4 separate regions of the Mus musculus genome follow, and regions 1, 2 and 4 are each linked to region 3. A link is a loop called in an ENCODE intact Hi-C map of the cell type or tissue named here. Cell type or tissue: gastrocnemius. All regions are shown on one strand. Region 1 holds the start of Gm46252 (a long non-coding RNA gene). Region 2 overlaps Vps53 (VPS53 GARP complex subunit). Region 3 overlaps Vps53 (VPS53 GARP complex subunit). Region 4 holds the start of Gemin4 (gem nuclear organelle associated protein 4).

Region 1 (8,000 bases), 67 kb before region 3:
GAAGCCAGGATTGTGGGTTTTTCTGTGCCTCCCCAGCTCTGTTAGTTGGCCTGGTGTTTTTCCTAAACACTGTAAAGGCCAAACAAAACATGTGTGGCCCAGCACTCTACCACTGCCCCAGGTCTTTTTCATCTGAACCTCATTTAAACTCTCTCCTCTATTTGTGTGGTAGATTCTTTAAAATCTGCACCAGACTTTGTATGTGCTACCCTTGGTTATATCTTTGTTTTACTTGATTGTTTGAACCTGTCCAGCTCGCTGTAATCTCAGTGACTTCACCATCAAATCTGCCACATATGCCCTCTCTGTCCACTCAAGGTGTTGATGAGAAAGTGGAACAGGCTAGCTCGAGAACCCTGTACTCTACCATCAGACTCCTCCTGCCCCCTTCTTCATCTTCACTTCAGTCTAAAGTGCCAGGCCCAGAAAACACAAAATTCTTACCTGTTCATCATCATCCAGGGTACTCGTGCGCTCGCTCTCTCTCTCTCTCTCTCTCTCTCTCTCTCTCTCTCTCTCTCTGTGTTTGTTTGCTTGTTTCTTTTTTTAAGATTTATTTTTATTTATGTGTAAATGTGTGTGTAATACATGTGTGGGTTATCATGGAATTACAAGCAGTAGTGAGGTGCTTGATGTGGGTGCGTGGAAACCAAACTCATGTCCTCTGGAAGCCAGCAAGTGCTCTTGACTACTGACCCATCTCTCCAGCACCCCCCCCCCCCCAGACAATATCTCATATAGTGGACCAGGCTATGCTAGAACTCAATAGGTAGGTCAAGCTGGTCTTGAAGTAATGATCCTCTTACTTCTGCCTCTTGAATGCTAGGATGACAGGTAAGGCAATACCTTGCCTGGCTCAGGGCCATGTTTACTAATCATTGGGTTTCTGTTTTCTCTAGAGAAGGAGGTTAACAATACTTAGTTGCTTCACTTGTAATAGAGACATCATGAAGATTCAGGAGCCAAATCAGGAAAGTGTGTTGCTTTCCAAGGAGAAATTAGCCATTGCTTTTCATCATTAAAAATTAGCACCTCATCTAATTCAAGCATTAGAACAGAAATAATGTTCCCAAGACTGAAGTAGGTCAGTGTTAGGAGGAACACACGCTGCGCTCCTTGGTGTAGCTAAGTGTGCTCTCAGCAGGGGAATGGCGGGAGTGTGTGTTCCACCTTCATCATTGTTAGTGTATAGCACCTTCCTTGGGAAAAGTTAAGCCCATCGACTGATGAAATTCATTAGGAAATAAATGATAGTAGGTTTAAAGAATACACACACACACACACACACACACACACACACACACACACACACAAATTGCCAGTGCACATCTGTAATCTCAGCACTTGGGAGGCTGAGGCAAGAAGATCATGAGTTTGAGGCCAGCCTGTGCTACATTCTGAGGACCAGTCTGTAATAAATAAGTAAATACATGGATGAATGAATGAATGAATGAATGAATGAATAACAACTGCTTCTTGATTTCTCCTTCTAAATTTACCACCTTAAAATGAGTAAGCTTTTTGAAGTATAAGTTATTATTTTCCCCTTAGTAAGTAATTGATAACAGCTGAACATTCCTGCCTCAGCCTCTCTAGTAGCTGAAACTACAGGAGCAAATCACAGCACCTGCCCCCACAATCCATCCTCCACCATCTGGGGTGTGTCTGCACATCTGTGTTTTTCAGTCTTTCTGTCTTGTGTCTCTTTTATATTTTACTTTTCAGAATATTTTTAGGCTGAAATAGCTGTGGTCTGAGCACGTCCCAGGAATGCAGACAGCACTCACTGATTCATGGAACAGCCTGGCTGTCAGCCTTCTGTAAGCATAGTGTCCCTCAGTGTTTGAGCCTGGCTCCCATTCCCTACCCAGGACTTCTTACACCTGGTGCAGAGGCTAAGGGTGGCTTGTCTTTATCTGGTAAGTTGGGTCCGTGTAAGTGTTCTTCTTTGCTTGCTTCTAGAGCACTTAACTGTGGCTAAAGCAAGAGCTTTTGATGGTTCAGCCCTGTATGTGACTGGGTTTGATCTGACTACTAAAGTACATGCTTTCATTGCACCTGAGCCCTGATAGCACCTTGGCTCCCATATGGTGTTTGAGACAAGAGTCTTTTTAAGTAGCCCAGGCTGGCTTCAAGCTCAGGATATAGCCCAGGCTGGCTTCGGTCTCAGTACTCCTGCCCATCCTGTCACATGTAGTGCCTTTTTATTTTTTCTCGTGAACATTTCTGAGGCCTCCTATAAAACCCTCATGTTTAGGCAGACTATGAGAAATCTAAACAGCTGTTTTCTCTCCCTCTATGACTAAGAAAGGCTGAACATTTTGTTGCAGTTCTCAGAGTTACTTACAGTCATTGGGCCGTGTTGTCTGTTGGTGTGGCGGCATGGTCCAATTGAAAATGCTTGAGTTGGCCTTGAATTTGAAAGTCACCTCCTCTGTTATCTGTGGCTTTAGGATGTGATACCTCTTTCAGCTCAAGATTCATACTCCCTCTGCTGCTCTTTTATCTCTTAAAACAGGGTTTGTCTGTGTAGCCCTGGCTGTCCTGGAACTTGCTCTGTAGACCAGGCTGGCCTTGACTCAGAGATCTGCCTGCCTTTAACCCTGCCTCCTGAGTGCTGGGTTAAAGGTGTCTGTACCACACTTAGCCTTTGCCCCAGGCTCTCATCTAAGTCATGAAGATAATGCCGACCTCAGGGTGGTGAGGTCAGAATGAATGTATTTTCAACATCCCTCACACTGCTAGGCTCACTCAAGTCTGAGAAGGGGCTGTAATGTTGCAGGTGTGGCTACTGATGGTGACAGCCCTTGGGATACTTGTGTCCAGATGTCTGTTGGGTTCCTTTGTCTTTTCCACCAGCTCTGATCTTTTCAGTTCTCACTGCCCTGCTTTAAAGCCACTCCAGGTACCTGCATGTCCTTCTGGAGCTCTGAGCCACACCCTCAGCCCACACGTCCTGCTTCGTGAGCTAATTTTCATACATGTCACTTATTCAGAATTCTTTGACTCTGATGTCTAGTTCTTTCTCCTGCTGTCTCAGTTTCTATTCTCTTTCCATGATTAGCGTTGCCTTTCCTGTCTGGTCCCCTACATTAAACTAGATTAGCCAGCATGGACTTTTCAAATGACTATCATTTCTACCTTTTCCTGTTTTCATTCATTACTTTTTACTCATGTGTTCATCATGTGTATTACTTTTTCTTTCTTTTTTTCTTTTTTTTGAGACAGGATCTCTCTATATCGGTTGGCTGCCTGTCTGTACTGGAACTCACTATGTAGAGCAGGCTGGCCTGAAACTCACAGAGATCTGTCTGCCACTGCTTCCTGAGTGCTGGGATTAAAGGCGTGCAGTGCTACACTTGGCTCATGTATATAACTTCCTCTTTCTTCTCTGTCTTATTTGAACTTCTTTGAAAAGGTTGTGTGTATGTCTGTTAGAGGAAGGGAGAGAGGGAGAGTGGGAGGGAGGAGAGGGAGGGAGAGAGAGAATATGTACATATATATATGTGTGAATGTGGTATACACCTGCATGTGTGCCAGCACATGCACCTTTGCACAGGCATATGGAGGCCAGAGGAGGCTGTCCTGTGTCTTCTATCACTCTCCACTTTATTTGAGACAAGGTCCCTTACTGAACCTAGAGCAAGGTTGCTGTCAAGCAAACCTAGTGATCCTCCTGTCCTGCCCCCACAGTATGAGGTTACAGGCACATGTGTGATTATGCCTGGCATTTTACATGGTGCTGGGATCTGAACTCAAGCCCTCCTGCCAGTTTAATAAATGCTCTTAACCACTAAGCCAGCTCTCTGTCACCTGAGAGTAATGGTATTAAGAGGAAGGCTTTTTTTCTGAATACCACATTGGCCACATCTTTAAAGTTTTCTAAAGTAGTGGCTGCACTTGTGCTGACTAACAGATAAGGTTCCGGGTTTTAGAATATATGTGTGTAACTGAGTTTATGTGTCTATGCCATGTGTGCAGGAGCCCTCAGCGGTCAGAAGAGGACACTGGATCCCCTAGAACTAGAGTTATAGACAGTGGGTGCCAAGAACCAAATCTGGGTCCTCTGCAGGAATAGAGAGCAATATGGGCTCAGCTTAACCACTGAGCCATTTTTGTTTTATAATTTCACCTGAGAATAGAGCTAAGTGTTACGGAATATGTGTAATGATCCTCTTTAATTTTTTTTTTTTTTTTGCTAAAATTAGTTAATATGGCATATAGAGGCAGGCTTGGTGGGGGGGGGGTGGCACATGCCTGTGACCCCAGCACTTCTGAGGCTGAAGAAGTAAAATCTTGAGTTCAAGGCCTCTGGGCTACATGGCACAGCCCTGTTCCAGAAATAAAACAGAGACATAACTTTTGCTTCTTCATTCACATCACTACACTTAAAAACCATTTTGTATCCACTAATGCATGTCTGTATGTGTGGTATGTGTTTGTAAGTGCAGGCTTCATACAGAAGTCAGAGACAACTTTGTAGAGTTTACTTTCTCCATCCACCTTTACGTGGGTTTGGGAAATCCAGCTTAGGTTGTCAGAATTGTGTGCGAAGCACTTTTGTCTTCTTGCCAGCCCCGTATCCTTTCATTCTAGACAGTTTTATCGAGATAGAATGTACATACAATGCAATTTATCTGTTTAAACTATCTTTTTATACTATTCAGTATCTTTTGATATAGTAGATTGCTAATATTGAAAAATACATAGGCTGTATGTAACATAATGTACTGTGGTGTTAATTGTGGTCACAGTGCTGTGCGTGTGTTACTGCTCTCTGAACCCCATGCATCCCTAGCAGCAATTCTAATCATTAAGCAGAAGCTCCTATAGCCTCCAATAGCCTTTCCCTGTGGGTTTTCCTTTTCTAATATGCCAAATAAATGGAGTCCAACAATATCTATACTTTCATTTCTGATCTATTTTACTTATATCTGCTACGTTCATCTATATTAATGTTGTGTACCAGAACTTTATCACCTTTATTGCTAGGTAATAGTACCTTGTGTGGACTCACCACATTTTGGGTTTCCTTCCATCTGCTCAGGGTCCTTCTTTCCGTTTTTTTCAGTAAATACTTGAGAGTAGAGCTACTGGATAATTTATCTTAATATTTAATCTCCTTAGAGACAATTTCCACATTGTTCAAAATGTTAGTGTTTTTCTTTTTTGGCTAAACTCAGTGCATTAATATAAGCATGCTTCCTATTTTGCCTTCACTTAATACGTGAGACTCTATGTTTCAGATAAGCCATACACAGGCTTAAGCTTTCAATAACAAGAGACGTACTCCCCATACCAGCAAAAACCACCCTGCATTTGTCTTTGGTTTAGTTAACAAGTCCAGCCATCAGGCGTTTCCTTCCTGACCATAGAAACACAATTCCCACTTGTCTGCAACATGATTATTGAAAATACTTTTAGAAAACCAGTGTGCCAAGTGGGAACAGAGAAGTTTTATTCTTCTTCTGAGTCATGCCCACATAAATTGGCCCAGCATAACGGTTGCTACCTCTCCATTTCCACGTTGAAAGCACTCAGTTAAGAGCTGAAACTGGAGTCTGCACCTGAAGAGGAGGGTGTCACTCATCACCATTGTAACTGTTACTCTTGCTTTGACTGCTAGCAACTAGAGACTTTGAAAGGAAAATTCCACTTTCAGATTAAGGCTTTGCCTTCGGAAAAAAAAATGGCAATAATTCTACCTAACGACAGGCAGAGCTTTCCTGGGTCTCAGGTTTTGACACAGGAAGTCATTCAGCTGTGTTAAAACAATGGGTGGGAATCTGAAACCCTGTCTTCACATACAAACCTGGCCTCAGTTTTTCTTCCCTCTTTAAGCCACAGAATTTAGAGCAATATGGGCTCAGCTGTGTTTGTTCATCAGTGTTTTCATTAATAATGGCCAATTTTCAGGGGTCTGTAATAAAGCTGTAAAATTTCCTTTGCTCTGACTTGGACACCCTGGTCTCTTCAAGGGGAGATTTAATTTTGTAAATCCATAGACAATGCTTTCTAGTCTGTATTGGTCTGGTGTTTTACAGTTGTCTTTATTAAAGCTTTTAAACAACAAGAAACTTGTTAGCCTCTCAGTAGTGTTGGATCACATGCCAGGATTCCAATTTTTTTTTTTTCATTTACTTTTGAGGCAGGGTTTCATGTACCTGAGGCTGGCCTCAAACTTTCTGTGTAGCTGAGGATGACCTTGAATCCGGAGCCCCCTGCCTCCACCAGCTGCTAGGCCGGATTCTGATTTCTTTTTCCCTGTTGTATTGTGGACTCTGGAAAGACTCTGGGTTGCTTTTGGTATATGATTCTGATTCACAGACTGTGGGTATTGGCCAGTATAGTTGAGTGCCTATGGTTAAAAGGGAGACATTTCTTCTATAATATGTCTACTAACAAGATTTGATGATCCCAATTTTGTTTTGTTTGTTTTGTTATATAAAGCAGAAGAGCATAAAGAAGGAGAGGTGTCTCAGTGGGTAAGAGTACTTGCTCTGTAGGAGTGAGGACCTGAGTTCAAATCTTCAGCACTGATATGTAAAGTCCTGTGTGATCATGTGATTATTGTAACCCTAGTGCTTGCTTGCTGTAGTGCAACGGAGAGCGATAGAGAAGACGGCCCAATGTCCTCCTCTGATGTACACTCATATGTGCATATACCACATATACTAACTACATGCACTCACACACACCTAAATGAATAAATGAATAAATACAAATAAAGCAGAAGAGGCAAATTGAGAGGGCTTTGTTCTATCTCAGACTAATTACTACCCCTTGTTTTCTTGTCACACTCAAAACTTTTTTTTTTTTTTTAATTTATTTACTATATGTAAGTACACTGTAGTTGTCTTCAGACACTCCAGAAGAGGACATCAGAGTTTTGTTACGGATGGTTGTGAGCCACCATGTGGTTGCTGGGATTTGAACTCAGGACCTTTGGAAGAGCAGTCGGCACTCTTAACCTCTGAGCCATCTCTCCAGCCCCTCAAAACTTTTTAATATTAGTTATTCTTGTATGTCTGCATGATCTGTGTATGAGTGCAGCTGTGTGGAGGTCAGAGGGCAACTTTCAGGAGTCAGTTCTCTCTCTCCACCTTGTGTATGAGTTCTTTGCCTGAATATGTGTATGCACCGTATTTGTACCTGTTGCCCTGGAAATCAGAAAAGGCTGTGGGACCCTTGGAATTGGGGTTATGGATGGTCACGAGTGGCCATGTGGTTGCTAGGAACCACACATGAGTCCTCTGCACGAGCACCATGTGCTCTTAACTGCTGGCCATCTCTCTAGCTCCTCATTCTTGATGGTGATGAGTACTGTATGTATGGCCTCAAACAAGCCAGGGAAGTACTCTACCTTTGAGCTATAGTCCTGGTTCCCAGTTGCCTTTTGAATTAAAAAAAATACTTACAAACAGACCTGGGAGCCACTCTTTCTTGCTACAGAGCCCAAGAAACTAACTTATGCATGTGGGCATCCCAACAGTAGCAGTGACTGATAGCTCTGCCAGCACAGTGGAGACGCAACTACAAGTGAAACCCAAGGCTGCAAAGAGCCCTTTGTTCACAGTACACCCCCCTGGCGATACTAAAATAATGGGGATCACTGAGCTCCCAAAGTGAGTAGGTGAAACAGGAAGGGGGCACACGCAGATGAAGTCTCTCGGACACAGCAATCCTTTGACAGGACGTCCAGATACAGGGAATTGGGATGAAGTAAGGAACTTTTGACTTGGCGCTGGAAGTCTGGCTGTTTGTGGGAAGCCGTCCTTTGTTACACTTGGACGAGCTGTTCTCTCAGTGTGTCTGTTTCCTAAAATATTGAATTTCTGTACCTTTTATTCAGCAAAAGCAGCTGAGGCTTTTTTCTTAGGCATTCCTTTTCTTTTGCCATTGGGTTGGCTGCTCTGAATACCGTCTCCCACAAGGGTTGCATTTCCATCCAGGGAAGCTTTGAGAATGCTCTGGCATGCCTGCGGGTTCAAGGCTGGTGT
Region 2 (8,000 bases), 82 kb before region 3:
CTGGAAAGAAGAAAAGGGGGAAAAGAAAAGAATAGTATAATCAAGAAATTTGAGCTTAGCTGAGCACAGTGTCATCTGTAATCCCAGGACTTTGCAGCAAGAGGATCAGGAGCTCAGATCTAGCTACTGGATACTGAGAGAGTATAAAACTAGTGTGACCTACTTGAGACACTCAAAATAACCCAAACCAGGTGCTGGAGAGATGGCTCCGTGGTTTTAACACTTGTGGCTCTCACTGAGGACCCAAGTTCAATTTCTAGCAGCCTGCTACCCCCAACCATTTGTAATGCCAACTCCATGAGTCCAGTGTCCTTTTACGTTTTTTTCAGGCATCAGGCACACATATGGTGCACATTCATGCTTACAGGCACTCACACAGCAAATAAATACAATTAAAAAAAATAAGTAAACAAACTTTTTGATTTGTTGACTGTTGTATACACCTATAACTCAACTGCAGGAGGACCATGAATTTAAGGCCAGCCTTGTCTGATGGCCAGCCTTGTCAAAGACATTTTTAAAAAATAATTATAATTTTTTTTTTTTTTACTGATCTTCAAGGTGCTCTGGGTCTTTATTATCAAGTAGAAAGAAAACAAAGAAAGCAAACAAACTTGGTTTTTTTGCTTTTGCAGGTGACAAATGACCTCAATCTGTTCTTAAGAACACATCTATTTCCATAGAAGAATAGAGTGTAACACTCACAACACGTACACTTTCTTGAGAACATGGGATTATTTTACCAAGGATCTGAATTTTCTCTGTTCGGCATGAATTATTCAAAAGAAGGAAATGATTTTCAATAAAGCATTTAGCAGTACAATCCTATTACAACCAAACCAGATGAGTGGTTGTCAAAGAGATGTGCCAAGCAGCAGTATGTCCATATGCTGGATTCCCACAGGGCTTTCTTCCCACTCCTGGGAAGACTCGTACCTCATAGGCTGCACTGAACAGATGGTGTGTGTCAGCTCTATCAGACGCAGGTGTAAAGGAAGGTCAACCATCACAGAGAGCATGGGGTGTTGCTCGGTGATAGAATGCTGGCCTAGCAGAAACCAGGCACGAGCACTTCAAAACAACCTAAAAGATGAAGGGGAAAAAAGCAACTAGAATCAGACAGATCTCCAGAACCCTAGACTGTCCTTTCAGACATTTAAATTATTTTTTATAAAATATTTTATAAAAAATCCTGTCTGATTCCTGAATTTTAACCTGGAAGGAGTATGGTAGTGTTCCTCGTGTGGCCCAGGGGATTAAGGAAAATAATTTCTGTGAGGTGACCAAATTAATTGATAACACCCTCTCACTTGTGTTTGTTCAATAGGTAAGCTGTACATCTATCATGTAATTAAGTGTAGGGTGTGTGTATGTGTGAGTGTGTGTGTGAGTGTGTGAGTGTGTGTGATCTGGGGCTTTACATGTGCGAGGCAAGTGCTCTCCCACTGATCTCATGTCCTGAGTTGAAACTTCTTTCTGTTCTTTTGATAACCTTATTTGTGTACTGCCATGCCTTTGTTCTTTCCTAACCTGCCTGCCCAGTGTCTCTAGGGGTGGCCAGAAGGGCCATCAGATGAATCTGCCCTTGTGCCCTAATCCTTTTTTTTCCCAATCAGTGGCCCTTGTTTACAGGTCTTTGTCATTTTAAATATTCATGTGTGCAGGCATGTTTGTACCGCTGTGTGTTCTTGGAGGTCAGAGAACAGCTTTTGGAGTTGGTTCTTTTCATCTACTATAGTTTCTAAAACTCAGAGTCATCAGGTTGGCACAGCAAGATCTTTTACCTGCAGAGCCATTTCACTAGCCCTCTTTGATTTTTAAAATGCAGTTCCACATCTGCATAATTATTTTTCGGGATTCTTAGAAAGCAATGTTGTATGAAGAAGAAGAGGAGGAGGAGAATGAGAGAGAGAGAGAGAGAGAGAGAGAGAGAGAGAGAGAATAATGTAGTTTAACCAAGACCTTCCTGTCTAAAGGTAATTCATTTCTTGAATTAGCAAATTATCAAATGTCTACTGTAGTGCAGTCAGTATTGATCAGTATTGATTGATTGGTGTGGAATGGCCTCCCAGGCATATGGCTAAGTGAAATGGCCTGGTGCAGCTGATCCTTGGATGTGCTTTTAACTCAGACTGTCTGAGAAAGTAAGCCAGAAGCTGGCTCGGAGCCATGGCTTCTGCTCAAGAGAAGCTGCAGTCAGGTGGAACTGGGCAAGCGGAAGCCTGCATTTCACTACGTGCTCTTACTGTCTAGATTTTTGCTTGTGAATATGTTTTGACAATTTTAAATACCTTATAAATATTTTATACTTGTAATTAAAACAGTCTTATAGTGTGTAATTATATATGATATATACATAGTTATCCATGAGTATGTAAGACATATTATCTTGTATGTCCCTCATTTAGAGGTGTGGTAACAAAGCAGAATTCCTGGCTGCCTTCATCCAGATTTCTCAAATACTTTGTTTTTCTTTTGAGACAGGGTGTCTCTGTGTAGCCCTGGCTGTCCTGGAACTCGCTCTGTAGACCAGGCTGGCCTCGAATTTAGAGATCTGCTTGGCTCTGCTTTCTGAGGAGTGCTGGGATAATGATGTGTGCCACTACCATCTGGTCTTAAAACATTTTTTAAGTCAACGTGTGTGTGTGTGTGTGTGTGTGTGTGTGAGAGAGAGAGAGAGAGAGAGAGAGAGAGAAACAGACAGAGACACAGACAGAGAGAAAGACAAAGGGGAGGAGAGAGAGGGAGGGGGACAGAGAGAGACAGACAGACAGACAGACAATGACTATATACACAGACTGGTAGAAGGCTCAACAGGTAAGGCACGTGCCCCTAAGCCTGAGGACCTATGTGAGGACTTATGTTCAGTCCCAGGACTCACACAACAGAAGAGACCCGACCCTCACAAGCTGTCCTTTGAGATTTGTGCTCAAGCCGTGGTACTTGTGTGCACATACCTGCACTTAAGTGCACACGTGCGCGCGCGCGCGCGCACACACACACACACACACACACACACACACACACACACACACTCTCACTACTGTTGCTTTAAGAGGGCTCCAAGCCGGGCGTGGTGGTGCACGCCTTTAATCCCGGCACTCAGGAGGCAGAGGCAGGCGGATTTCTGAGTTCGAGGCCAGCCTGGTCTACAAAGTGAGTCAGGACAGGACAGCCAGGGCTACACAGAGAAACCCTGTCTCGAAAAAAGCAAAACAAAACAAAACAAAACAAAAAAAGAGGGCTCCAGCAGAGTTAGTAGGCCAGGAGCTGTTATGCTCATTTTCCTTAGAAACTCAGGGATGTTGAACAACTGCCCTCCAGCGAGTTGGCAGTGGCAGAGTGGACGAGTGTGTGGTCCTGGATAACTCACTGGCTGTTCTGACATGGGCAGTGATTTAAATCATACACAGTCCAGTTGTGAAGGGACTAACATAACAGAGTAGGAACAAGTTCACCCCACCTGAGTTGTTTTCCTCATTAAAATAGCTTCTCTTTTCTGAATTTCACTTTCACCGCTGGCTGACTATTCTTGGATTTCTGAAAATTCCGAGTAAGCCTTGGCTTAGCGGAAGTTGTGTGAACAGGGTAATGTGGCATCTCAGGTCTGTTCCTGGAAGGTTTCTGGCTTCCTCCTGTAGCAGAGAGCCAGAAGCAATTTTTAATTTTTAAGCGTAGTTCCTCCTGAGAAAAAGTATCTGTTGGGGAAAAGGCCAAGGGAATTAGAAAATTACCATCCTCCCATCTTCCACCAGGGGGCACCATTTCACCGTATTTTCTTTCGAGGTTTGCTTGTTTTCACTATTCCATAGCAGTCAGTAGAGATGAATTAAAATATAGACAAATACTCAGCCACCACTGCCTGATTTTTTTTTTTTTAAAGAGACTCACTAAGTAGACTGCTACTCAAACTTGTGATCCTCCTGCCTCAGACTCCTGAGTGCTGGCATTACAGGTGTGTACCATTGTGCTTGCTTGAGCAGACTCATGAACTTTCCCAGGTGAAGGGCACCATCACTCAAGGAGGACCCTGAGGACTAACACAGTGTCCTCGGTGAGCCTCTCTGGCTGTGTCAGCCACTGCTTCCTCAGAGAGCTGCTGTTGGACTCGGGTGAGAAGTAGCCCCCCCCCTGCTTTGGGATTGCATCAGTGGGGTTGTGTCATCTGCAGCCTTGCTCCTGACTTTCCCCAGCAGTGGTGTGTAAGAATTAGGCATCTTGGTATGGCTGTATCCATTCATCCCATGTCTTTCTATAGTTTGTTTTATAGTCATATTTTTTTTTCTTTCGAGGCAGGGTCTCACTTTGTAGTGCTGGCCAGCCTAGAACTCAAGAGACTCCCCTGGCTCTGTCTCCTGAGTGCTGGAAATACAAGCTTGCACCATCTCATCCAGGCCACAACCTTGTATGTCCTGTGTTAGCAAACTTCCCATAAAGGTCAAGACAGTCTTCTAAGCTTTATAGGTCCCGCAGTGCCCGGTACAGCTTCCCAGCTCTGCCACCACAGTACATGAGCAGCCACAGCCACATGGGAGTTGACTAATGTGGCTGCCTTCCAATAAAGCTTCAAAAAGAGAACAGATAGTATTTGTCAGCTATGCTTAGGGGCTGGGAAGATGGCTCAGTACGCACTGCTGAGGGTGAAAAAGTGTGGCGACTGAGTCTGGTTCCTGAGCACACATGTAGATGCTGGGCATGGTGGCTTGCCTATACTCTCAGCACTCAGAAGGTGAAGACAAGGGGTTTCCAGAGCAAGCTGGCAGGGAAGACTAGGTGGATCGGTGAGCCTTGGGTGTGAGAGACACTACCTCAGTACATAAGGTGGGCAGTGAGGAAGACTCCTGATGTCACCCTCTGGCCTGTGCATCTGTGTGTTCAAAGAATGGACATACATGCCTACACACATGTACACCATGTGCACATGTACACAAACCAAAACATTTTAAAAAAATAAGATGATTTTTAAAAGAATTAAATGTGCTATCAAGATCAAACTTCTTGAGGTGTCACAAACATCCCTTGAGTGCATTATTTCTCTGTGAAAGAAAATTCCAACAAGGACATTAACAGCCAGCAATCTTCTTTTCTTTATTGTAGTCTCTGGCAAACATTGACGATGTTGTGAACAAAATTAGACTGAAAATAAGGTAAGTAATGCCATATGCTTTTTTAATGAAAGGCATATTGTTAATCTAGTCATATCTGAATCACATTTTTTGATGAAAGCACTGAAATCTCAAATTTAAAAGTAATTCTTCTCTTGTGGCTTTTCATGTAAACTCTATGGCAAAGAGCTTGATTCTTTGGCCAGTGTTTTACTGCCCATACAAAACGAAGGGAGCTGGAACAGACTGTTCAAAAGCAGTTACCATCAGGCGGGCTGTCGTGGTGCACACCGTTAATCCCAGCACTCAGGGGTAGACACAAGTGGATCTCTGAGTTCAGAACCAGCCTATTTTATATAGCCAGGGCTGTACAGTGAGACCCTGTCTTAAAACAAAACAAGACCAAAAAAAAAAAAATCATCAGGGCTGGGAATGTAACTTAGAAGAGTGCTAACCCAGCATAATAACATGAAGCCCCAGATTCAGTCCTAAAAGCATGGCATAAACCCATAAACCACGTATGGGTGCAAACACTTATAGTCTTAGCACGTGGGAGGGAGAGGCAGGAGAGGCAGGAGAGGCAGGAGAATCAGAAGTTCAAGGTCATCTTTGGCTACGTGGTAAGCTTGAGACCTGTCTGGGATTTATGAGACCTTATCAAAAAAAAAAAAAAAAAAAAAAAAAGGAAAAAAGGAGAAAGAAGAAAAGTTAACTTTCAAAGAAGGAATAACTTTTCTATAACGTTTAATGCTTTTATTCTTTAATAGGTTTGCCTATTTTGTAGTACTAAGACCAGCTATGGAGATGAGGTTATATCTTTTGGTCACCTGTAACTATAATATTGAATCTGCAGGTTGACTTAGGTGTGGCCCAGAATTAAACTTTATGGTTAACCCAGAGCCTCACTGTCCATGTCATCATTAGGTGCTTCCTGCCCAGTGGTCTTCTTCTGCCTTATCCACGTCTGCATTTATACATTTGGTACCTGAGAGGTACTAAACAAACGTCTTTTCATTATATAAGTAGCTTGACTACGTTGCTCCAAATTAATTTGGGGAGTTTGTATGTACTCATTTGTTTCCTTTTAAAAATATTTATTTTATAGATGGGGTCTCTCTCTCTCTCTCTCTCTCTCTCTCTCTCTCCCTCTCTTTCTCTCTCTCTCTCTCTATAGTCCCTGGCTGTCTTGGAACTCACTATGTAGACCAGGCTGACTTCAAACTCAGAGATCCACTTGCCTCTGCCTTCAAAGTGATAGTATTTGAATGTGTGTACCACCATATCCAGCTTGGTTTTATTTGACTTTTTTTTGATGAGAAGACATTTTAAAAATTGAAAATGTTCATTTTGAGTCTAGAAGATGAGTTGTTCCCCTCCCCCACCAAGTTCTTTAGATCTTTTGGTAAAGGGCACTGCCATAAATGTGTCGTCCACTGTTGCCTTAGGAAGCACAAAGAGGAGCTAGAGAGGAGGCTTGTTTATTAAAGCACTTGTCGCTCTTAACACGAAGACCTGGGCTTGGCTACCAGCTCCCACACAGTGGCTCACAACCATCTATAACTACTCCTGGGTGATTTGACACTCTCTGCTGACCTCTGCAGGCACTAGGCATACATATGGTACACATGCATACATACAGGCAAAGCATTCATACACATAAAATAATAAAATAAGTACATCTTTTTTAAAAGAGCCTCCTTGTTGTTTTGTTAGCTCCAGCCATAGTGGCTCTAGAGGAGACCTGAGCATGGCCAGAGTTTATATATAGAAAGTAGAACATCCTGGTAACCCAGGGAGCCCTGGCAGCAAGGTATTTCCTGCATTCTTGCTACCATACCTTAAACAGATTCTTCAGGTACAAGATGAAGCTGACTGACAGAAATACCTCTGGCAGATGCCCTGTACAATGGCCCTTGCTGAGCCCAAGGGAAAAGAGATCCTGGAAGCCATAGACCTGCCTCTGACAACATCAGGGCACAAAGAGTAAGCTCTGATTTCACAAATCACACTACTCCTTGACCCTTTTAATGTCTCCAAAGTAGAGATTTTGCAGTTGCTAATTTGAATCTGCTAGCTTCTTTCTGTAAAACACCTTTAATTTTGTCACTGCTGGTTTACTCTGGAAACATTTACAGTCATATTGGTTCTTTCAGCCACTTCTGAATATTAGCTCTTGCCCCTTTTTAAACAAGATAATGCCTATGCCTGCATTAATGGCAGCTTCTTGTGTTTGTATTGCTGCTTGTACTTGTTTGGGACTCTGCACTAAATAGACGCAGCCTGGAAAGGTCGGTGAGTGAATGCTGATTTTCTCCCCAGAATAGTGTTTACTTGAATGACTTGTATCTTACCTCTGATTTTTATTCTTTTGGCCAGGAGACTGGATGACAATATCCGGACTGTCGTAAGAGGTCAGACAAATGTGGGGCAGGATGGAAGGCAAGTAAGTGACACATCCCTCTGCGTTGGTTTCAGTCCCCTAATTTTATAAAGACCAAAAAACCAAGTGACCAAAAGTTGAGCAGTTTGTTTGCAGTTTATTAGTCTGTTCCTATACAGCAGGAAGCATGGTTGACCTGCCCCACCATGTCAGGGGCTAAAGACCAGCCACGGACTCTCACTCAGTGCCCTCCAGATCCGCATCACTCACGTATTAATGCACAGCTCACCCAGGGCCAGCAACCTGCAGGCTCTGCTGGATGAACTGAAGGGTCCTGGTATTCATCCTTCTATGTCCTGTGCCGGCTTTGGTCTGCAGCCTGGTTGCCGGGCACAGTTAGATTGCTGTGGGAGATGCTGAGGTGAGGCAGCCATGGTTCCTCACCTGCTCTGCCAGCCAGCAGGACTGGGCTCGTTCTAGTGTGCCAGTCTCACTTTGGAGGGCTGTGGTGGGGG
Region 3 (8,000 bases):
TCAGACTTATGGGTGCAGTCACTGCTCTCATAGTTCCACTCAGAATCTGCAAGGGAGGTGAACAGACCTCTCACCAGCACAGGAGACAGAGGAGGGGCCTGCATCCAGGAGGACCTGAATTTCAGTTAGAGTTCTACACTCACTAGCCTGAAGCCTTCAGCATGCCACTTAACCCCTTCTAGGCTGTTATGTCCTGTCTGTATCAAGGTTCATCAGCCCATCTCATAGGCTTTGTAATTTGAGTGATACACCTCGACAAGTGGCTCCTTGGTCCACAGTGGATGGTGTGCAGGGGCTGCTCTGCCCTCTCAGGATGCCTGTGTGGGAAGGTCACCTCATTGGGACTGCAGACTTCATATGGAGCCAGGCGTGGAGTCTGTGCTCTCTTCTCAGCATTCTTTGTGCCCAGGCGACATTTTGGCAGAACCTGTCCCAGCAAATAGTCACACAGCAGAAGGCCCACAAGCCAGTATATAGGAAAGAAGCAAATCCCTGCCAACCACCTGTGTGACAAGCTGGGCTAAGCTGCCCTTACCTGCATAAGTGCTTTCCCCGTTTTTGTGTTGCACCTTCTGCTCTGGAGCTGGTAGTGACTCCCCCGGCTAACTTGTGGGGGGATTTCTACATCAGCACTGTCTTCATTCTATCCCGTGGTTTTCCTTGTCAGGAAGTTGTTGTGACTCAACTTCTGCTTACTCTCCTGAGTTCCCTAAAGTAACTTGTTACCATTCCTACCCCCTTCTTAGCTTTGTCACACCCACAGCCTAGTTTTGTTTAAAAAAATAAATTTGTACTTTCAGAACAGTTATAAGAAAGCCTACAGAAGTCTTTACCCCTTCCCCGGCTTCTCTGTCACTTTGGCCTTTCCCACCTTTCTTCTACACACACCCATGTGTTTATGCACATACACTGTTTCAGCCATTTGAACTCTCAAGTCTGAAATAAGACTGTGTATGTCCTAAAATCAAGGACCTGGGCTGGAAAGATGGCTCAACACAACAGCTCTTGCCAAGGACCCGAGTTCAGCTCCCAGCACCCTCATCAGATGCTCACAACCACCTGAACCCAGCTCCAGGGATCTGACAACCTCTTCTGGCCCTGTGGGCACACATACATTCATATATGTGGACAGACCCACGTGTGTGCATATAAATGAAAAACAGAGGTTAGGAAGGTAGATCAGTGGCAGTGTCCACCTAGTATCTACAGGGCCCTGGGTTTCAGTCTCGGCACTACTTCAAACAAACCAGCAAACAAACCTAACAATAAACTTCTGTTGGGTTCGGTGGGTAAGAGCACTATACACTTCCAGAGAACTGATGCTGGGCTCCCAGCACCCAGCATGTGCGCGCGCGCGCGCGCACACACACACACACACACACACACACACAAACACACAAAAATAGTGATCTTTTTAAAATAAATAAAAGTTTAAAAAGACCCAGTCTACATAACTATAATGTAATCTTCAAGATCACTTTGATCTCTTATTACCAGTTAAATCCAGAGGTCATGTTGAATTTTACCAGTTGTGTTTATCTAATTCATTAATTTATTTATTTTGAGGCAAGATGTCATGTATGGCAGGCTGTCCTAAAACTTGTTACATAGCTGAAGATGGCTTGAAATTTGTGTGTGTGTGTGTGTGTATGTGTGTTCATGGTAAGAGTGTGAGTGCACATGTGTGTGGAGGCTAGAGAATACCCTTAAGTATTCAATTTACTTTATATTAGAATCAATGTATACCTTTAGGAAAGTTATCAAAACTCGCACATGATGTGTGTGCAGTGGGAGGTGCTTGTGATCTAATGCTCAGTTGCTGAGGCAGGAGAGCCTTAAATTCCAGGTCGGTCTGGGCTACAGAGCAAAACCCTGTTGTGAAGCCCAAACAACAAAGCTGGACATGAAAGTCAGCACGGTGCTGCTACCGGCCTCAGTTGTCCCACTATTGCCCTTTTCTCTCTAGAACTGATCATTTTAGTGTTCAGGCTACCTGTGATGTGTCCAGGAGGACCTCTTGAGCTGGCTCTTCATCCTTTTTCCATGCCCCTATCATTTCCTGAGCACTCTCCTTTCTTTCTGGCACACCAGGCTTATCTTGTGCATTATGTCCAGCCCTAGGGTCATGCTTGCTTCCAGGCTCCCCATTTCCTCTGTAGCGAGTGACCTCAGATACCAGGCTCTGGTGTGAGAGTGCTGAGTGTGCTGAGTGCCATTGTTCCTGGGCACTCAGCTGAGAGAGCTGAGAAACGTGTGCCCACATGAGTGTAGATGCATCCACACACAGGCTGTCTTCATACTACCTGGACCTTAAAGCCTGTGGGTTCATGTCAAGACCTCTAGTCTAACCTAGCACCACAGGAGTTCCCAAGCTGATTACTGCCTCTATAACACAATAGCAAGATGCACGGCTCCTCGCACTCTCGATACATTTACTTGCTTCCTCCATTTGTCCATATGTAGCCCATCCCCCAGTCTCTTCCTAGGCCCACCCCAGAGGCAAGTCCATACCTCCAGCCCAAGAGAAGTGAGAAGGGTGCACGTTAGTGGGTGCAGCTCTGAGTGCATGCATGCTGAATCTGTGTGGGACTCTTGGGCCACCTCCTCCCAGTGCCGCTGCTACATTGCTTTCCAGTCTACTTATTATTTCTGAATGCTGACTTCAGATCCATCCACACGTATCATGCTGAGCCCAGTCTGCAATGAGACGATTGCTTCTTCTCCTTTGTTCATCGTTCCCTGTAATACTCTTTACTCCACATTCATCTTTAACTTAATCAGCAGAACTCCTAACAGTATGTTATGTGAAACCTGCAAATGCTTACACAGTTCTTGGGCACAAAGCTCAAGCTGCAGAGAAGAGAGAGAAGGAAACCACATGTCCATGAGGTTTCTCTCAGCGGGGGAGTCAGGAACAGCAGTGTGGCATGTATCTGCTTAGTACTCTAGAGACCTGAGGTCAGTGCCAGTGACTCTGTGACCTTGCGCAAAGGTACTTCAAGTTGCCAACCTTGGTTTCTTCCCCTTTATAGCTATTGGGAGGAATAAATGACATCATATTTTATAACACATCTATAAGCTAATGGGAGAGAAAGACCAAAAAGAAAACAGGGAAAAAAGAATGTGTTGTATGATATTAAAAATATGAGGAGCTGGAGAAATGGCTCAGCAGTCAAGAGCACTGACTACTCCCAGAGAATCTGGGTTTAATGTCCAGCACCCGCATGGGGCCTCACAACAGTCTGCAACTCCAATCCCAGGGGATACACCACCCTCTGCTGGCTTTCTTGGGTACTGCGCGTACATATTGCATAGGCAAATATGCAGGCAAACATTCATTCACATAAAATAAATAAAATCTCAAAAAAGGTAAAGGTCTGAAGGGATAGCAGTGGGAATCAAAAGGGTCTCACTGCCTCACTCAAGGCCAGGGGCTTTCACTTTGCATCTCAGCCACAGCCACACTCTCTCCTTCACACCTGATCCCTCTTTGGTTTTGGCTTCTGAGATAGGATCTCATGTAGCAGACTTGCTTCACCTCATTATGCAGCTAAGCATCTCCTGCTCCTACTGGCTCTACCTCTCACTTCTAGCTACATCCTTTTGTTCTCTCCCTGATTCTGCAGCAGGCTTTCTCTGCAGCCCATTCCGCAAACAGCATTTTGTCACTCCCTTGAACTGTGACTATTCTAAGGCTGCAGGGATTCTCAGTAGCCCACAGCCCTTGCCCAGGACTTGAGCATTTGTAAACCCTTACTTGCTCACACTTGCTCTCAGGTGGAAAAGACTCCCTGTGTTCCAGGCTGCAGATTGTTGGGCCACGCAGCCCTTTCTCCATTAATCCTACACGAAGATCTTGTCAAACGTCTGCTGTCAGTGATAACCTTCTTTAAGTTAAATGTATTTCAATCTTACCTTACAGCCCTCAAGCCTTGCGTACAGGAAGTGAGTGCTTGATACTTAGTCGGACTGGCCCAGTACTTCATAAGCAATGAACCTCAGAGGTTCCACTGGGGCATCTGGATGCATGCTGGTGCAGGGTGCAAGAGGGCACAGGCAAGCTTCCTCACTAGGCTTCTTTCTCATCTGCAATAGAGAACAATGCCAAAAGTAACTTGGTGGACATTGCACAAAAATATAGATCTCTAGAGGGTGTTTTTGGTAAACAGTGCTCCATGCTTTATGATCAGGTGGGCTCTGAAATAGGAAGTGGGTAAAGACAGTTGGGGTGGTAGGAAGAGATAGGTGGATAGATAAAGTCACTGCAGAGTGTCATCTGTGTGGAGATGAAACCCTCAGCAGACTCCAGTGCATTCTCTGCCTTGCATTTCTCCTCTCCTACTCCTTCTCCTCTTCTTCCTCTTCCTCTTCTTCCTTCTCTTCTTCCTCTTCCTCCTCCTCATTCTTCACTGTGCCGGCCCCTATCCCCCTCTACTTCTGCACTTTATTCCCATCCTTAGGAACAAAATGTGGAAGATGGTCATCTAAACATACTTTGGGTACTAACGTAAAGGATAGCCTGACACACTAGCCAGGGCAGTGGGCTGAGGGAGCATGAACAAATACCGCCACCCCAGGGGAGACCCACTAGTGCACACAGAGACCTTAACACTGTAAATCAGCTGTGTCTATGGCAGATACTTGCTGGAGTGCTGTTCCCAGTACTGTGGAATTACAGCATAAATCAGGGAATGGGCCCTGTTGATTCACATCACCCACTGTGCACCAGGATAGGGAAAGCTTGACCTGTTACACAGTACAGAAAAATATTTACTCAAGTGCTAAAACCAGGTGCTGTGGTACATGCATGTAATTCCAGCAGTGGAGAAACTGAGGCAGGATATCACAAGTTTCAGGCCAGTTTGGGCAACATAGTAAAACCCTGCCTGGAAAAAAAAAATAGTAAGAACCAGGTGTATAGCACATACTATACCCCAGCACTCAGGAGGCTAATACAAGAGGAGAGTCATAAGTTCAAAGCCAGTCTCAAAACAGATGAACAAACCAAAACCAAATCATGTGGTAGTGAGTGGCAGGTGATGGCAGTTCCAGCTGAGGGAGCAGGTGTTGGTTTGAGTGTGCAATGGGGTCATGGCCTAGAGAGCTAGATGGAAGGTGCTTTGGCCAGGAGGTGACAAGTGAAGGCCCAGCAGTGGGGCCACAGAGGTGACTGGCCTGGGTGCCTTCTCCGCATAAGAGCTGTGAGGATCCATGGGAAAGTAGGGCAAGAAGAGTTTGTGCAGAGTGGGGGTGGTGGCCAAGGCACTTGCAAAGGTCATCCAAAGAGGCCTGTCTCCACAGGCAGAGACCTAGCTCTGTTAAGCAGCCACATCTGGATGTCATAAACCGAGTAACAAAAGCACTGGAGTAAAATGTCAATTGTTTCCTATTCCTGCTAATCGATGCTGTGTGTGGTTCTTGCCTTTTTCTCCTTATTGTATAAATATATTTTTAAAACACAGCTGGATTCTTATAGCCTTAGCCAGCAAGCTAAAAAGATACCACATGTCAAGAGGGGCCTCCCATTGTCCTCACAACACAGCTGTACAGAGGACAGTAGTTAAAGCCCTGCTAGATTCCAGCTCCTGATGACTTGGAGTGACTAGGGCAACTTGAGAGATGTTTGATTGGGAAAGTGGAGACAGATCCCAGCCACCCTCCTCATCATGACCAGGCAAGCCACTTTTCCCAGGCACCACTTATATCCCAAGATTTTTTTTTTTTTTTACATCTTTAATTCTGAAAGTTCTACAGAAAAACTATTCATCTTAAAGAAGGAAAGCATTCTTTCTTTAAAGCCATCCATCCTCTGACACATTTAGGTTCATGATGTCTACATCTTTGTTGCCATCAGAGCCTTTTTGTAGGCTGGTGAAAAGCATGAGGCTGGGGTCCAGGCTGTGGGGGTTTGCACCCTGCTTGTCTTGGACAAGGTGTTTTTCTGTGCCTGGCTTTTGGAGACGGGGCATAGTAAAGTAGGTACCTCCGAGGGTTATTGCTAAGAGTTAGCATTCTGTGACATGATTATAAAGTACAGCTGTGACTCCTGGGCCATCATAAGTGTCTAGGAAATGGTCACCACCTTTAGAATTTGGGACTTTGGTTTGTGGAAAGGGGAGCTGGTGCTTGGCATTCCGGGGTGCATGCTTCTGTGGCAGGTTCTCCAGCCAGTTCTGCCACCCAGTTTTATGACAGAGTTTTAGGTGTCAGTTTTCTCACCTTCTGAAGGAGCAGCAGTGCTCTGTCTCCCTCACCGGGGTCTGGGGTCAGACATAGTGATGAGATGCCTGGAGCAAAGCAATCTACAAATGCCAGACTTCATTACTGCCATCTTTTTTTTTTTTTTTTTTTTTTTTTTTTTTTTTTTGGTTTTTCAAGACAGGGTTTCTCTGTGTAGCTCTGGCTGTCCAGGAACTCACTTTGTAGACCCAGCTGGCCTCGAACTCAGAAATCTGCCTGCCTCTGCCTCCCAAGTGCTGGGATTAAAGGCGTGCGCCACTACCGCCTGGCTACTGCCATTTTTTTAAGCAGGGAGATGAGTGCCACATGGATAAAATGGGCCCACTTGTAAATTTGGGTCGCACCAGGGAAGAGCACTCATGGGAACAGCTTCGGTCCTTGCAGACAGCACTCCTGCCTGATCTCTCCAAGTGAAACAATATTTCTGCTTTTCCAGAAACCTCAGCGAGCTGATAGACCGGTTTGTGGCAGATTTCAAAGCCCAGGGCCCACCCAAGCCCAACACTGACGAAGGGGGTGCTGTGCTCCCCAGCTGCGCTGACCTCTTTGTCTACTACAAGAAGTGCATGGTGCAGTGCTCACAGCTCAGCACAGGCGAGCCCATGATCGCCCTGACTACCATCTTCCAGAAGTACCTCCGAGAATACGCCTGGAAAATCCTCTCTGGCAACCTGCCTAAGTGAGTCCTGTTCTCCTCACACTCAGCGGGGAATTGAGGCTCCTGATATCCCTAAATATGGGAGTCTCAAAGGAAAGCCACTCAGGTTGTTTACTGAACTGCTAAGAATGTCGAAGAAGAAAACACTCCTCCCAGGCTCTCAAGGACCTGACCCACTGTTGGTGATGTCTTCTATAATGGCATCCACAGCTGACCACGACTGTCAGCAGGCATGTTCCCCCAGACACCAGTGTAGGTCACAGTACATCACTAAGCTGGGCCTTTATGTATATGTATACCGTACACATGGTGTCAGCACAGAAAAAAAGAAGTTAGTTACTCAGTAGCAGAGGCAATGTGGCTCCAGCCTGTTGATGCCCGATAGACAAGCTTTCTTCCTCTGACTGTCTTCCAGCCTCTGATGCTGTGACCACAGCCCTAAGTGTAGATGTGGGTGAATTGGGGCAGGGGAGAACGCTGAGTGGGTACAGTGTCTCCTGCACAAGCGTGAGGAGCCAAGTTCAGATCCCCAGCACCACACAAAAGGCTGGGCTCGACAACATTCGCCTGTAACAGCAGCAGCAGGAGGGCAGAGGCAAGAAGACCCCAGGGCCTCAATGGAGCTAGTCAGGCCAACTCTAGCAAGCTCTGGGCTTAGTGAGAGACTTATCTCCAAAACCAGATGGAGAAAGACAGAGGAGGACGCCATCATCAACTCTGCTCTCTACTTGTGTGTTCATGGGCGCATGTGTGCACTGTTAGGCCGTCTTACTCCATGTGTGCACTTATGAGCTCCACATGTATGCACCTTAACTAAGAAAGATTAAGGAGAAGCAGATTCTGTGCCACAGATGGCCCAAGTGGGATCTTCACCTCGGGGAATCCCAAGCCAAGGCACTAGGTCAGCTGGTCTCCTTGGTGAGCATGGGGTCACCCCAGGTGAGGACTGCTCCCCGCTCTCTAGGCGTTGTGTCTTCCTGTTCCTGTGGGTGAGATGGCCTGAACAGATGACAGTCAAGGTAAGGTCAGGAGCAAAGGCCCCCATTGTGTGTTGATTTATTTGTACTGTAGCCAGCCTTTCCTCTGCTTTCTTCCCTGTCAT
Region 4 (8,000 bases), 130 kb before region 3:
TTAAAGGCGTGGGCCACCACTGCCCGGCTAGTTTTGGATTTTTAAGAATTGATTTTTCTGTGTATCTCTGGCTGTCCTGAAACTTGGTCTGTAGGTCAGGCTGGCCTCAAACTCAGAGATCTCCCTACTTCTGCCTCCTGAGTGCTGGGAATAAAGTGTTTGCCTGGCTGTCTCAAATACTATTTTTGGTGGTGGTACTGGGGTGTGAACTGAAGGTCAGTATTCCACCACTGGGCTGCATTCATTTTGTTTGGTCTCAGATTAAGCTCATGAGCATTGAGGGTTCCTGTTCTGCCAAGGACTCGGTAGTTGCACAGTCCCTGGTCTTTCATCAGCGGCCAGGCTCTCTGGCCAGCTGTGCAAATCACCAAGCAACTGTTTGCTGCTCACCAGCTCTCCTGTGAGTGAACAACATTCTCCACACAGATGGACTGCTTTAGCATTAATGCACGGTGGAGAATGCAGACTTGGAGTAACATTTGTCCCTCTGTTTCCTAGGCAATGGAAGCAGACAAAAGTGACGAGTGGTTTGCTACGAGGAATAAACCAAAGGCTTCGGGTTAGTGGAAGACACATGAAGAGCACTTACATCTCCAGTCCAGTCTGTTATCAGTCTGGCACTTATGTTTTGAGAAATGCTCCCACCACTTGGCTGTGTCCTGCATAGGAGGTCTGTGCAGTAGTTTCACTCTTCAAAGCTCTGTTTTTAGAAATGAAATATTTTTATCACTCTTGGTAGAGGCAAATTCCTACTGTGTGTAATTGTATTAAATTTGGTAACAAATTTATTGTCCAGACTGAGACAACTATATGGAATATTACTCTTGGTTGGGGCTGGAGGAAAATCTGATTACCTGTTAATCATGTAGATACTATTGAAACAAATGTCAGAATGAAGCCAAACCAGCTAGGCATGGGGGTGCACGCCTTTAATCCCAGCACTTGGGATACAGAGACAGGAGAGTGTCTGAGTTAGAGGCCAGCCAGGACTATAGAGACCCTGTCTCAAAACAAACAAACAAACAAAAAAAAAACAAAAGCTAAATCTACTGCTTAGAGTACTCATTTCCAGGACCCGATGGTAAGATTCTGTTCTGTTATCTTACCACAGAAGGTCTTGACGTTTAGAAACTTTTCCCATTGGCTTTCTGAGACAGTCTCACCTGATAGCTCTGGGTAACCTATTAATTCACCATGTAACTCAAGGCAGCTTTTAACTTCGTAACTGGAACTCGGTAGGCTAGATTGGTCTCAAACTCAAGAGACCAACCCACCCCTGCCTCTTGCTGAGATCAAATGCACAGGATACTGTACCCAGTGGTTTTGAATGTTTGTCCTGCTTCAGCCTCCAGTGTTAGGACTATAGATGTGGGCCACTATTCCATGTGGTGGATTGAACATGGTTGGCCCATGGAAAGTGGCACTATTGGAGGTGTGGCCTTATTGGAGGAGGTGTAGCATTGTTAGAGGAACTGTGTCACTGTGGAGATCTCTTATATGTGCTCAAGTCTGGACAATGTAGCAGTCTCCTCCTGGCTGGTTTTCGATTAAGATGTCAAACTTTTGGCTCCTTCAGTACCAAGTCCACTTGCATAATGCCATGTTTCCAACCATAATGATAATGGACTGACCTTCTGAAACTGTAAGCTAGGCCCAATTAAATGCCATTTTAAGAGTTGCTGTGGGGCTGGCGAGATGGCTCAGCAGGTAAGAGCACCCGACTGCTCTTCCAAAGGTCCTTAGTTCAAATCCCAGCAACCACGTGGTGGCTCACAACCATCCGTAACAAGATCTGACTCCCTCTTCTGGTGTGTCTGAAGACAGCTACGGTGTACTTACATGTAATAAATAAATAAATCTGAAAAGAACCTTAAAAAAAAAAAAAAAAAGAGTTGCTGTGATCATGGTGTCTCTTCACAGCAGTAGAACTCCTAAATCAGACACCAGGCTTGATGTTTCAAAGAATTTTTTGGCTATGTATGGACAGAATCCAACTCCTAGCTGGCACATCATCACCCCTCACCTAAACTCTGTAAAAACCCCTTGCTTTAGCCTGCATGTGTGACTTCACTGATCCTGTGAGGTCAGTGAACCCACCCAAGAGCTGCCTCCTAATAAACCTGCCTTTATCAACCATAATGGTGAATAGGTAAACTGCTTTGAGCACCCTTCTGGCGGGTGATCCAGCCTTTAGCCACCTGCCAGAGTGTTCTAAATTCAAGAATTTGAGAATCAAAGACACAAAGGCATGCACGCACGCACACATGCCAGCTTAATTTTTAATATGCCTAACTTGCTCAGTGGCCGGGCACTTCCAAACCTCCCCTCAGCTAGCACAGACTCCCCTCTGGCATTCCTGAGTTAATACCTTCTAAATCAATATTTTATTTTTGCGGCCCTGTTTCCTTCTTGGTAGCCTCCATTGGGGTGGCTTTCCCTTTACACCTACATTGCTGGATGATTTCTTTCCTGCAGCTCTTTAATCTCTCTGCTTCTAAGTCATGGAGAATCTGCCTGCTCTTCATCTCCTTCTGCCCCTTGCCCAGTCATTGGCTGTATGGCAGTTTTTTAGTACTGATCAAAGACACCTGGGGGCAGGGACCCTCAGCATTTGGAAATAAGGCTTTGGGGAGATGAATTAAAACAAAGCATTAGAGCCAATTCCCTACAATCTTTTAATCTGGTCTAGTCTGGCCTATATCTGCATCACTGAGAGAGAGAAAATGGCCATCATAGGGCCCACAAAGAGCCCTGTAGGTAAAGATGCTTTCCAGGAAAGCCTAGCAGCCTGAGTTTGATCCTGTGAACCCATGTAAAAGTTGGAGAGAACCAACTCTGAATTGTGTTCTGACCTTCACATGCACACTTGGCACCCTCACACCCACACACACAGTGCACACAATAAAAAAAATGTAATGATAAACAATAAACTTTATAGCCATCATGGTGGCTCATACTTTAAATGCAGCACTCAGGAGGAAGAATCAGATGGATCCCTGATGGCCAGCCTGGTTTATAGAGTGAATCCAGATCAGCCAAGTCCTATCTCATAAAACAAAGTATAGCTCCCACCCCCCACCCAACTGCCTAGAGAAACTTGCTGTTATATGACCAGATTTGCTAGAGAGCAAACCCTGGTGCCAGGCAAGTACTGCTTGCTTCAGACAAGACACATACTACCATGCTACCACGAAGTTAAGAATTCTACTTTAACACTTCATTTGCCAACTTCTGGGCACAATTTTAGCACACTGATGCCTCTGTAGTGATGGACACCGGCACTTACATGAGCCACACGTGCGTACGTTCATGTGCGTGTGCATGTGTGTGTCCGTCCATCACTGGGCCCCAAGCAGAAACCTAGGTTAAGAACATTTAGGTTGCTAAGGCTTAGGTGATTCTTTCAGGCACTGAGATGCTGAGGCCACCCTTCTTCCCTGTCCCTCAGCTGCTGTGCGTGATGCATGACCCACTTCACCATGTCACTCAAAGTTTGAGTTCCATCAAAATCCTAACTTCTCTGGACCTGTGTTCTAGGTGAGGGCTTTTCTATTTGTCTTTAGCTCTTTAGAAGGCAGAGCCCCTTTCTCCTCTGTACTGTTGGGTTCTTGGTGTGTTGATAACCCCTGATAATACAGATCCAAGCCCCCACCCCTGGTTATTTTAATAGCATGATTCACCCCACCTCTTTGCTCTTCTGCCAAATATCCACACACATTGTGGAACTGGGAAGACTATTAATGCCAGTCAGACCACAGAAAGGCAGATTAATGGAGTTTCACCCAGCAGAGAGAGGCTTCTACACATCTAAATACTTCTCCAGGACCCTCAAAGTTTCTCTTTTGCCACAGACTCCACTCTCATGCAGTTTGAATGATTTATTGGTGTTTCTGCTAACGCTGCTACCCTTTCAGTGTGTTTCAGCCATCAGGAATCTTAAACCCGTCCCCTACCAGTGGAGCCATGCTACTTCCTTGTGTCTGCCAAAATGCTCTTAGCATGGCTCCTTTTTCTTCAGCTCTTCCACTTTAGCAATGTAGATCCTCATGGCATCCATCTTGGACATCCCTTTGTTTACCATCCAGGCCTCATATTTGGCCTTTGCTCTCACATCTGTGGCAGGAGGGACAGGGATGTTACAGTCGCCCTGGGTGGCCTGTTTGTAAAAGCTGTACACCAGCAGTTTCTCCTGATCACTCACAGGCCCCTTCAGCTGCTTGAGTGAAGCACAGGCCATTTCAAACTCCACTTGGCTCATTGGTATACCAGAGGCAATGCTTCTGTTTTTAAGTGATGCGGGGTACTAGAAGAAAGTTGGAAATAAGCAAACCATGTTATTGTTAGGCCTTGGAAAGAAGGGGTAAAGAGATAATGTGTGGGATGAACACGGGGCGTTTGTGTGTTTAATAACGTACAAATCGAGGACCAGGAATCCATTCAATTGCTCCTGCCCCGCAGAGCTTTTTCCAGTGTGACTGCCCTTCAAAGTTATAAAAGCACCTATGAGCTCTGAAAGTTGACTCTGCTGTTGCCTATAGGAGATAGTGCAGCATGAAAAGCAAGCATATAGGGAGTTTTGTGTGTCTTGGGGGGGGGGGGGATGAATCCCGTGGATCCGCTGCTGGTTAGTACACAGCTGAAGGAAAGTTATTCCATGTGGGTGAATCCGGGGCGAGAGCTGCCCGGGGTTCCTGAGTGAGGGTGAATGAGGGGTCTGGACTAAGGGGTTCGACCTCCTTGCCTGAAGGGGTCAGGTTCCACATGGAGACAGCCAACAGTACCTGTGGTTAAGAAGGCTGGGAAGCCTAGGCCGAGAGGGGGCGCTGTGGCTAGGGTGGCTTCGACGCTGCGAGCTTGTTGGAGAGGAGTACGCGTGCGCCTTGAACGGCAGCGGCTAGCAGACTACAGCACGGAAGCGGAGAAGCGCTGTGGGCGGAGCCTGTGACGCGCCTGTAGCGCCGCCCTTTGTGCCGTGGCGCGGGCAACGCGTTCGCGGCCTTGGACTAGGAGGGGCGGTCTAGCCCGCCGCCAGCGTCGCCGCCATGGACCTAGGTGGGTTCCCACTTCCCTACTCCGGCCCCTGGGCCGCACCCCCCCAAAGCACCTCCTGGGCAGGCTGAGGCTCTGCACTGCTCCTACGGTGCTCGGGAGGCTGGGGGCTTGAGGAGTTTTGGGGGACCCGCAGTCGCGAGGCCGGCCTCCATCCTGTAGCCCCACCACATGACGGTCTCCTAGAGTCCTCCTCCGTCCTTCGTAGTGTCTTCCCAGTGGGAAACCGGGAGCGAATATAGCCTTGATTCTCCTGGAAATGCTCAGGGCTACTGCACGTGTTTCGGAAATGCCGGGCTGGGAGGGACGGACGTCCGGAGAGTTCTTCGTTATTAAATGACTGCCGAGTTAGTGAACATGTTTCTTATTAGGTCGCCTAGTGCATAAAGCAAAAATACTGATACTGTCTTTCTCCCAGAGGCTTGGCGTTTTCTTTGCGACCACGTGCATAACAGGACCCCATTCGTTGACTCACGCAAAGCGACCACCCCACCCCCACCCCTCTCTTGTGAGCAGGAGTTGCGCAGCCTGAGATTTCACTTTTTGAATCCGAATTCGAGTGCTGCTTGGTTTGGAGTATCCTCCTAGGCGAGGTCTGGAAGTAAGGCGGAGTTGATAGAAATCTGTGGCCATCTGCCAACCCTCTCCACCCTGCTAGGTGTGCTCTTTAGAGGGTAAGACTAGGAGGCCGTCCTGGGAAGTACTCCAAGATTTGCAAATAATACGCTGTGGAGAAATGTCTTTGTCCCTAGCCAGCTCTTTAGTGTGGAATGGTAGTTTCGTGCCCTGCAGCTGTGAAGAGTGCTGCCAAGGCTTGACTCCCTAGTTGAGACACCTTGCAAAGTTGTGCCTGGGCCTCTAGCTTCCCATCTCCAAAACAGGAGTTATAATCCTCAAGAAGTTAGTTTGACGATTACATGATTTTTATAGGTGTCAAGCTGGGTGTGGTAGCTTATGTCTAACTAGCACTCTGGAAGCAGAGGCAGGAGGATCTCAAAATTCTAGGCCGACCTGGTCTGTATAGTTTCAAGCCAGTTCCAGCTATATAACAAGAGCCTATCTCAGAAAAAAATACAAGTATGCCACCCAGCACAGTGCCTACCAAAGTAACCAGTCACTTCCTAGCACCAGCTACTGATTTAAAAAAAAAAAAAAAAAAAAAAGCCTTTGAGTTTCCCCTGGCTATGAGCTGAGTCTGGGACTTTTCTCAAGCCACATGTACACAGTCTCTGAAAGGCACATGTTTGGCCGCAGACATTTGCTCTGCTAAGCCGATGTCTAATGCAATAAAATGTCATTTACAGTTATAAGGAAATGTGTTCGGGGGCCGGCAGACCAACCTGAGACAGAAAGAACCCTGGATTGCCTTCAGGTCTGGGTTTTGTGGGAGTGCTGAGCCTTGATTTGGGGTGGGCAGGCAGTGACAGTAAATGGTTAGTGGCCAGGAGATTTTTTAGTTGCCTGGTGTCAGTAATTTTTTTTTTTCCCTGGGGGTAGGAGAAGTTTGAGATGGTAGCCATGATGTAGCCTTGGCTAGCCTGAAACTCAGTACGTGGACCAGGCTTGCCTCATAAAAATCTGCATCACTAGAGAGCTGGGACTAACGGGATAGGCCACCACAGCTGTTCACTGGAGTCAGTACTTTTGCTGCCGACTCTGGCCTATGAGAATAGGGCAGATGTGTTTCTGGGAGCATAGAGGACTGAGGAGAGAGCTAGCAGTGACCGTGACAAGGTGTTGCACTCAGCTTCTAGGCCAGATTATACACTTTGGGAAAGACCTGTGCCCGTCTGTTTCTGCACTGGAGGAGACAAAATATTGACAAGACTAGTCCTGCCAACACTTGAGCATTTAAATCAGGCTCTTGATGGTCTGATTATGGTTAAGATAGCTTATATAACCCATCCAATTCTTCCATACCTGGGAGATGCTTCAAAAAGGTAACAATACCAGAATAGTTACAAAAGTGTGATTAGTGTATGTCCTGTGTCATGTGGTTCCCATACCATGAAGATTATAGTCTCATGTATATATGCATACATATATTCTCATGTATGCAGACGGGAGACTCAGTAAAGTGTAAAGTCACATCATGTTTTAACAACTGAGTTAGGATTTGAATCCATTATCTTGATTAAACCCCCACATGGCCTCCCTTTAAATGTCAGTTCTTAACTCAGTGAATGAGTGACCGCTGTCTTGATGTAATATTTGTTTTGTCCACTTCCTGGTTCCTACCACAGAGCCAGAACCTTCACCAGCTTGTCCTTTTTGACTGGAAGAAACTGCTGGGTGAACTTTTTCCCTGTAAGGCACAGAATGTTGAAACTTGTTGAAGCAGGAGTGTGCTTAGAAAGAAGGAAGGCAGGGCTCCGGATACAGCTCAGTGGTAGAGTGCTTGCCTGTTACATGCAAGGCTCTGAGTTCAAAAACAGGCTTAACTGAGTGTGGTGGCACAGGCTTTTGATCTCAGCACTCAGGATGTAGAGGCAGACAGATCTGAGTTCAAAGCTATCCAGTTCATAATGAGACCCTGTCTCAGAAACAACCAAAAACACTAAGACAATAAGCACCTCCCATCCCCCAAAGACTACCTATTGTATCTTCCATAGTCTGCCATCACTGGACTCAGTTTTGTTTAGGTTTTTTGTTTGTTTGTTTTTTAATTACATTCTTGGTGTGTATGTGTGGATACCACGGTGCACAAGTGTCAGTCAGAAGACAGCTTGTAGAGGTTACCATATCAGTTCTAGGGCTCAAACTCAGGTCATCAAGCTTGGTGGCAGATATCTTTAATCATGAGCCATGCTGCTGGCCTCTGTCATGTCTTTAATGCATATGTGGTAGCACTGTCCCCTATCCTCTACTCACTGTAACCTCAGCAGTCCAGTTGTCCTCTTCACACTTTGCTGAGGAATCTTAGTCACTTCCTTGATTTTCATGCACTTCTC

Evidence for each region. Hi-C counts contacts between places; a loop is a spot of excess contacts. Peaks named below come from ENCODE experiments on the same cell type or tissue, not always from the same donor. Only the 100,000 strongest peaks of a DNase experiment are listed, where the experiment ranks them.
Region 1: a loop joins it to region 3, with 2.8 times the contacts of the local background. A loop is called at or near these places in 23 of 42 quality-filtered maps.
Region 2: a loop joins it to region 3, with 9 times the contacts of the local background. A loop is called at or near these places in 30 of 42 quality-filtered maps.
Region 4: it touches region 3 in a loop (2.4-fold over the local background); 2 of 42 quality-filtered maps call a loop at or near these places.

What each region holds. Positions count from the first base shown.
Region 1 is chr11:76,148,828-76,156,827 of GRCm38, reverse strand. All of the region lies in intron 4 of Vps53 (VPS53 GARP complex subunit), which reads left to right. Gm46252 (a long non-coding RNA gene) reads right to left here and starts at 5,977. Exons shown (of 3, transcript XR_001780093.2): 1 at 5,813-5,977. In gastrocnemius, no CTCF peak of the experiment used is centred here; no DNase peak of the experiment used is centred here; H3K27ac peaks cover 2,877 bases.
Region 2 is chr11:76,163,346-76,171,345 of GRCm38, reverse strand. Vps53 (VPS53 GARP complex subunit) reads left to right here. Exons shown (of 22, transcript NM_026664.4): 3 at 5,098-5,147; 4 at 7,482-7,548. It overlaps Gm46252 (a long non-coding RNA gene), which reads right to left. Exons shown (of 3, transcript XR_001780093.2): 2 at 7,457-7,584; 3 at 1,009-1,083. Among named protein-coding and RNA genes, the nearest start is that of Vps53, 12 kb to the left of the region's middle. In gastrocnemius, a CTCF peak has its summit at 3,757 (motif pointing right); DNase peaks (open chromatin) are centred at 954, 2,161, 3,766 and 4,047; H3K27ac peaks cover 1,225 bases.
Region 3 is chr11:76,081,361-76,089,360 of GRCm38, reverse strand. Vps53 (VPS53 GARP complex subunit) reads left to right here. Exons shown (of 22, transcript NM_026664.4): 14 at 6,677-6,919. Among named protein-coding and RNA genes, the nearest start is that of Rflnb, 58 kb to the right of the region's middle. In gastrocnemius, a CTCF peak has its summit at 3,282 (motif pointing left); a DNase peak (open chromatin) is centred at 3,276; H3K27ac peaks cover 1,560 bases.
Region 4 is chr11:76,214,530-76,222,529 of GRCm38, reverse strand. It overlaps Gemin4 (gem nuclear organelle associated protein 4), which reads left to right and starts at 4,958. Exons shown (of 2, transcript NM_177367.3): 1 at 4,958-5,052. The coding sequence starts at 5,043. Dbil5 (diazepam binding inhibitor-like 5) reads right to left here and starts at 4,917. Exons shown (of 2, transcript NM_021294.2): 1 at 4,782-4,917; 2 at 3,865-4,303. The coding sequence starts at 4,258. The coding sequence ends at 3,995. Glod4 (glyoxalase domain containing 4) reads left to right here. Exons shown (of 9, transcript NM_026029.3): 9 at 499-2,135. The coding sequence ends at 564. It overlaps LOC108167850 (a long non-coding RNA gene), which reads right to left. Exons shown (of 2, transcript XR_001780094.1): 2 at 7,820-8,000. In gastrocnemius, a CTCF peak has its summit at 4,816 (motif pointing right); DNase peaks (open chromatin) are centred at 4,905 and 5,631; H3K4me3 peaks cover 1,670 bases; H3K27ac peaks cover 1,955 bases.